2 separate regions of the Homo sapiens genome follow, and region 1 is linked to region 2. A link is a contact called in ENCODE Hi-C or POLR2A ChIA-PET data. All regions are on one chromosome and are shown on one strand. Each heading gives the region's core, a stretch centred on a gene start or an enhancer-like site at or near the end of the contact. The rest is flanking DNA. Distances are from core to core; before and after follow the strand shown.

Evidence for each region. Hi-C counts contacts between places; a loop is a spot of excess contacts on that map. ChIA-PET counts read pairs that join two places held with the same protein, here RNA polymerase II (POLR2A). Pooled maps may share reads with other maps.
Region 1: a map of gastrocnemius medialis shows a loop between it and region 2 (5-fold over the local background). The contact joins two enhancer-like sites. A Hi-C loop is called at or near these places in 9 of 168 maps with a recorded cell type or tissue (CD8-positive, alpha-beta T cell, K562, endothelial cell of hepatic sinusoid and 5 more), 1 of 37 single-sample maps with no recorded cell type and 13 of 50 pooled maps. POLR2A ChIA-PET finds 5 or more read pairs at or near these places in 8 of 52 experiments (A673, AG04449, CD8-positive, alpha-beta memory T cell and 5 more).

What each region holds. Positions count from the first base shown.
Region 1 is chr10:79,022,671-79,025,893 of GRCh38, forward strand. All of the region lies in intron 5 of ZMIZ1-AS1 (ZMIZ1 antisense RNA 1), which reads right to left. Among named protein-coding and RNA genes, the nearest start is that of ZMIZ1-AS1, 43 kb to the right of the region's middle. RefSeq lists a cis regulatory region at 521-1,021 and an enhancer at 711-1,060. Within about 2 kb of position 1,666, at least 6 of the 41 ENCODE cell types and tissues checked have a DNase peak (open chromatin) inside an H3K27ac peak, as active enhancers do; they include gastrocnemius medialis, where a contact is called at or near this core.
Region 2 is chr10:78,971,411-78,974,504 of GRCh38, forward strand. The region is part of intron 5 of ZMIZ1-AS1 (ZMIZ1 antisense RNA 1); the gene reads right to left. Among named protein-coding and RNA genes, the nearest start is that of ZMIZ1-AS1, 94 kb to the right of the region's middle. RefSeq lists an enhancer at 750-1,681 and silencers at 1,965-2,084, 2,125-2,194, 2,365-2,854. Within about 2 kb of position 1,826, at least 38 of the 41 ENCODE cell types and tissues checked have a DNase peak (open chromatin) inside an H3K27ac peak, as active enhancers do; they include gastrocnemius medialis, where a contact is called at or near this core.

The DNA.
Region 1 (3,223 bases), core at 416-2,915, 51 kb after region 2:
CCTGAGGCCAGGCTTGAGGACGGCTGGAGGAAGTGTCCCGCCCACCACAGCTGATTGGATGAAGGGCGGGACCTGACTAGTGGGCAACCAATCCAGAGGCAAACGGTGGTGTGGGAATCGGCAGGGATTGAGGGGAGCAACAGGGCTATGCACGGTGAACTGGGCAGGCAGCCGAGGGAGAGGGCCTGTAAGGAGGCCTGGAGGGAAGCCAGGGAGGAGTTAGGGCCGCAGAGCAGCCACGTCTATAAGGAGCAGGGGCTGAGGTCCAGGCCAGATACACAGGAAGAAATGAATGCAGGAGACGGCGTGCAACAGGAAGAAGCAGAGAAGCAGCGGAGACGGAGGTACCTGGGGATGATGCCAGGACTGCAGCTTCAGGGACTTGTGGCAGATGCACAGGGTGCCTCTGGCTCCCTGGAGCTCCACACTGCAGTCCCAGCTCTGTCTGCAACCCACTGCTTTGATTCACCCAGGTTCCCACAATGATGCTCGTTTCACTCAACCCTCCCGTACTTGAGGTCAGCTGAACACCTCTTTTCTTCCCAACCAAAATAGCCTTGAGTTCTGTCCTGGCTCTGGGATCCAGCGGTCCCTCGCAGTCAACGTGGAGATGCTGAGTGCAGCTCATCACGAGGACTGACATCATCACATATGTAAGGGCCTGGCGTGTGCCGGGCCCTCAACAGGTGTGGCTAATATTAGCATGCTTGCTCCTCCCTCGACTGCTACTGTCATTATTAGCGGTGGTATTAATATCACAGCAGGAAATGGTCTCCAAGGTCACAGAGCTTAAGCTCTCAGTTTTACTGAGGGATGAACAGCAAGGCCAGGAGCAGGTCAGAAGCAGAACTGGAACCAGAGCCCACTCTCCTGTCCTGTCCAACCGGTCCCAGTGAGAGTGTAAGCTCCCTGGGGGGAGGGGCCATCCAGCAACCCCACATCCACACAACCGTCCACTCCTCTTCTCAGAAGTCATTTCTTTCAACACATCCCATGGGCTCTGTGCCAAGTGCTGTCTCCACAACAGGGTTTGGTCCAGAATTGGTTCAATCAATGTTTGTAGATCGATCCTTGGCCTCTCCCATCTGGCTAGACACAGGGAATCCAGGCCAGGGGTGGGGGTTGGAAAGGGTTCCAGGAGTCTTCCCCATGAACACCAGTCACCAAAACGTCTGTTACTCCCAGCAGCTCTCTTGTACCCACCACCTGTCCTGAGTTCTTCAGTGGAGAGCAGGGCCTGAATCTTCATCCCTTTAGCCAGAGAGGAAACAAGGCCCAGAGAGGTATAGTGCCTGTCTCAGGACACACAGCCAGCAGTAGGAGAGCCAGGGATGGAAATACAGGTCTGTCAATGCAAGTTCCTGATTCCAGAGTGAGCTGAGATATGTCAAGTATGCCTGACAGTAGGTAGCTGAGAGCAGGGTCTCAAGGGTAGACAGAGGGGGGGGGGGTCAGAGAGGGGCATTCGTGGGGTATGGACATCACAGAATCCAAGCCCCTGAAATAGCCACCTCTTCTACTGTCTGATAACTGAGCAGCTCCAGCTTCAAACACTTCACACTCAAACAGTGGGGCATCCATGCCAGAAAAAGCCTGGCTGGCCTGCAAAGGAAGAAAGATGGGGCCACTGGCCTTGCAGAGCCTCCCGTCCCAGACAGGGTAGAGTGTGGAGAAGAGGTGGCAGCCGCGCTCAGAGCTCCAAGAGAGCCCCCTGGGCAGGAGCTAGGTGGGCAAGCAGAAAGGTGGGGAGGCCCTGCCTATAGAAGCAGCAGCCTGAGTGAGCGCTGGGAGCCTGCAGAAGAAGAGGTTGGAGCCCAGCAGTCTGGGCAAGGATGAGGCCAGGTCTGGTGTGGGGACCCTTTATACCCTCTCTTCCCACCCTGTACTTCTCAGTCCCAGCTGGAAGCATGATGTATCTCCCCAGCTAGATGCGAGGCTCCCTGAAGGCAGGCCTGGGGGGCTCACTGCTGAATTCAGAGCCTGGCCCAGAACAAGTGCTCAGTAACTATGCGGAGTGAGTGACAACAGATACAGGCTAGGAGGGCCTGGGATAACTCTGAAAACAGAGCTTCTGTGCAACAGCAGGCTTAGCCCTTGTTTCCTGATAGATTTTGGCTGTTGCCACCAAGTGGGAAAGGGAGTGGTGGGGGAGGGGACCTGGAGAAGGGGAGTGACCTGACAGCAGAGGTGTCAGCAAGGCCCAGGAAGGGGTCAGGGCCCCATCCTGCAGGAGCAGCTCTGCCGGCAGCTGGGTCAGGCTCCCAGGTCCAGAGACGCCCCATGCTCCACTGTAGGGATGAGGCCACAAGGCTGGTCTTTGCCCCCTACTAGAGTCTGAGGCTCCAGCAGCTGATCTGGGCCAGCTCGGCAGAGAGCTGGATCTGGGAATAGGCTTTCCTCACTAGGCTACAGGAAGGAGCGATGCTGCTGAGGCCTGATGTTCATGCAGGGAGAAGGCTGGGGTACCAGTGATGCCCAAGGACAGCTCCTCTTACACCCATCCCTGGTCCAGCTCCCTCGTTGTCCTTAGCAAGTGGGGGACCAACTGAAGTCTCTGAAGTCTGCAAGGTGGGGCCGTCAGCTGAGGCCCACAATGACGTCTGTACTCCCCCAGTCACAAACAGGCATGCACACACCCACAGGCACACACTGACACACACATGCCCAGCGTGGGCTCTGTGCAGGCGGGGTCCTGCTGCAGGAAGGGCTGGTGCGGCTGCCAGGCAGCAGGCCCAGCACAAAGGCACAGGGTTGGGGGGGCGGTGTTGGCGGCACAGGAGTGGGGGAGGGCTGCGAGGGATGTGGCTCAGAGCCTAACAGGCCACCAGCAGCCGTGGCATCTGCTTTTTCTCACCTCTAAAGGGAATCGATTTGTCTCTGACTGATTTCCCTGACGTCTAGTTTTCTTCTCCGCCCGGCTGTCAGCCCAGCCACTGCACACAGGGAAGTGCGGGGGGAGCACCTTGACCGCCTGCCTGCCAGCCTCTCTGCCGCCTCACCACACCACCCCCTCACACACACAACACACGCTGCACTCACACTCACACGCCCGACAGAGAAACCCACACCCCACACCCGCACCACAGCCTCCCGTCCAGACACCCACACTCCCACCTGACAGACAAACCTGCCATACACCGTACAGACATATGTAGACAGATGCATATGCAAGCATGCACACACACACAGTACAAACACAGAGACAGACCTGCCACACGCGATA
Region 2 (3,094 bases), core at 576-3,075:
TCACACTTTCATGTGAAATGCCTTCATTTGTAAATAATGGTTTTTTTTTTTTTAATCTCACGTAGGCCAAACAAAATTTGTCTGCAAGCCTGGGCAACATAGTGAGACCCCATCTCCACAAAAAAAAAAAAAAGAAAAATTAGCTGGGCATTGTGGCACATGCCTATAGTCCCAGTTGCTTGGGAGGCTGAGGTGGGAGGTTCTCTTGAGCCCAGGAGGTCAAGGTTGCAGTGAACTGAGATTGCATCCCTGCACTCCATCAAGACTCTGTCTCAAAAAAAAAAAATTGTCCTCAAATGGAGACCAGCCCAGGTACAGCCAGAGTATGACCTGAGGGGTGGAGGCTTCTCCCCACAAGGAAAGATCCAGAAAGATGCTGTCACAGCTGTCCTTCCTAGACCAGCTTACCTCTAATGGACAGCCCAGACCCCATGCTTCCCTGGGACTCAGAGACCCCTATGTACCGTGTAGGACTGCTTCTGAGTTTTCAAATCCCAGCCAAGGTCCACAGGATCCAGCACTTCCCTGGGTCATGGACCAACAGGCTTGGACAGGCAAAATTCTGGGCCTTGAGATCAGGGTTCAAGGCAGGGCTGGGGGTAGACAGAGAGTACACTGTCCTTTCCTGAGCCCCTATTCCATGACAAGTACATTCCATGACATATACTCAGGGCTCATAGGCATTCTCTCTTTAACTTTTGCAACCTCTCCATGGAGTAAGGGTCACTATGCACATTTTAAAGTAGAGGAAAAAGGGGTTCAAAGAGGTTATGTGACTTTCCCCAGGTCATAAAGCTAGCAGATGAAGGAGCCAGGCTGTGACCCCACATGCACCTGCCTCCCAGCCTATGTAGATCCTAATCTTCCCAACTACCTGCCCCCCCGAAGGATGGGAAAGACTGGGAAGTGGCCAGGGTTGGCCTGCTGTGGCCCTGGAGCCTGCCTCCCTGATCAGGGTCACAACCAAGGCTACGATTCCAGTGCCAGGGGACCAAGTCCAGCAAGCAAGCCCTGGCTGGGGGGGCTGCAGGAGTGAGCAATCCTGGGGAAGGAGCAAATGTGTGCCCTGCTTCAGCCTCAGGGGGGTCTGTCCCTGCATGCAAATCTCCAACCTGGAACTGGGAAGCTTTGGCAGCTGGGCCAGCCCATAGAGAGGGAGCAGGGCCAGAGCTGGGAAGGTTCTAGACCCAGCCAAGCAGCAGGGGCCTGAGCTGTAGCTTGAGTCACAGCCTTGCCTTGGTCACACTAGCCTTTCCGAAGGCCCAGCCGTCAGCACTGGCCCTGGGGTGGACCCCTGTGAGGCTGTGTGGTTGCCAGGGAAGCCAGAAGAAATGACTTACTCCTGCCCCTGCCTCTAATGTCATGCGGTCACAAGTCCCCAGAAGGTCTGGGCTGGCCTGGGCCCTTGCCCTCCCCACGGTGGGGGCTCACCCAGCCTGGGCGCGCTGGTCACACTCAGCTCTGGCCAGGCATGAGTCAGCACTGTCAGCCTGCGTGTGGCCACAGCTGGCTGGACGCTGAGGCCAGCCAGGCCGGGCCCTGGAGGTCTGCTGGGGCCCTGGGGCCTCACTAAAGGGGAGAGGTGGCCCCAAATGACCCACAGGATCACACAAGAGAGAAGAAAAAGGACTAAATAGAGAAAAGCCAAGTACAAAGTAAGAATCTCAAAACTTAAAGTGGCAGACGCAAATTCAGAGTCAGGAAAATTGGCCACACAACACAAACAGACACACACACACGGGTCACTAGCACACGTGTAACCCCCACTCCAGACAAACACCATATGCAGAAGACACACATGCCATATATACACATCCTCGCAGTGTCCCTGTGTCACGCGGAAAAAGCCACGCCTACACAACTCAGCAGACACACACTGGCATTCCCAGAGGATGAGCCCACACAGGCGCCGCAAGCCCGCCGCAGGTCCCGCATGCACTGCCTGTCTGTGACAGATGGCTTCTGTCCAACCCAAGGGTCCGGCCCACAGCCCTCGGCTCACACGGCCATACAAGTCTGGGGACATCATGTCACGCTCGCTTACTCTAAGGGCCCTGAGGCTTGTGAGGGCTGTGGTCAAAGACAGGCCTGGGAACTGGGGTCCTGAGCACCCTAGCCCAGCCCAGTCCCGCCCCGCGGAGGGGCCCGACTGAGCTGGGCCGCGCGCCCCAGCAGCCCCAGCAGCCGCCGCCCACCTCGGCCAGCCTGGCTTCTGCGCCCCGCCAGGAGGTCGCGGAGCGGAGCGCGGCCAGGAAGTGAGCTGAGAGTGACAGCTCCCCCCACGCTGTTTGTTTATTCATGACTCATTCTCTCCACACACTGGCTCTTCTTTCTTTCGGGAGGAGGGGAGAAAGGAGCGGGAGGGCGGGCGGGCAGGGGAGAGGCAGGCTCCACAATAAACAATGAGGCAGCTGAGCCGGTGGGGAGGGAGGAGCCCGCGCGGGGCGCAGGGCCGGGGCTGGGGCCGGGGCGCGGTGTTTCCAGGCCGGCCGGCCCGAGGCTTGCGCTCCCGATCCCCGATCCCCGATCCCCGATCCCCGCTCCTCCCGGCCCCGCCCGGCCCAGCCCGGCCCGGCCCGCCCGCCGCCACCTCCCGGCGACCGGGCAGTAGCAGCCGTAATTGGATCCTCGCTGCCTCCTCCCAGCTCCCCGCCCCCAATCGGGGAGCGGGTAAATGCCGGGTACCTTGGCAAAACAGTCGGATCCAAACCTATTATTTGACTAATGGGCTTCCCTCGTGCGGCTCCGCAACGCCCTGCAGACTCGCCCCTCCCCCCTGCCCCCTCCCCAGAGATGGCTCCCCTCAGCGGCGCGGCTCCGGATAACTGGAGGAAGCGCGGGTTCCGAGGCTTCAAGGGCCTCATTGTTCTGCCTGGAGGGGCACATTGAAAATGCTCCAGGGTTTACTTCCTGTGAAAACAGCCTGGGAGGGAGGGGGCGATCCACGGTGGAAAGACATTATCCTCCTGGAAGCCGCCCAGATTACACAGGGAGAAAAAGGTTGTTTTGATTGTTGCTGGCTCTTTCTTTCTTCCTTCCTTTTTCTTTCTTTTTCCTTTTTTTCCCCTTCCCTCCTCTCTTTTGCTACCCTCCC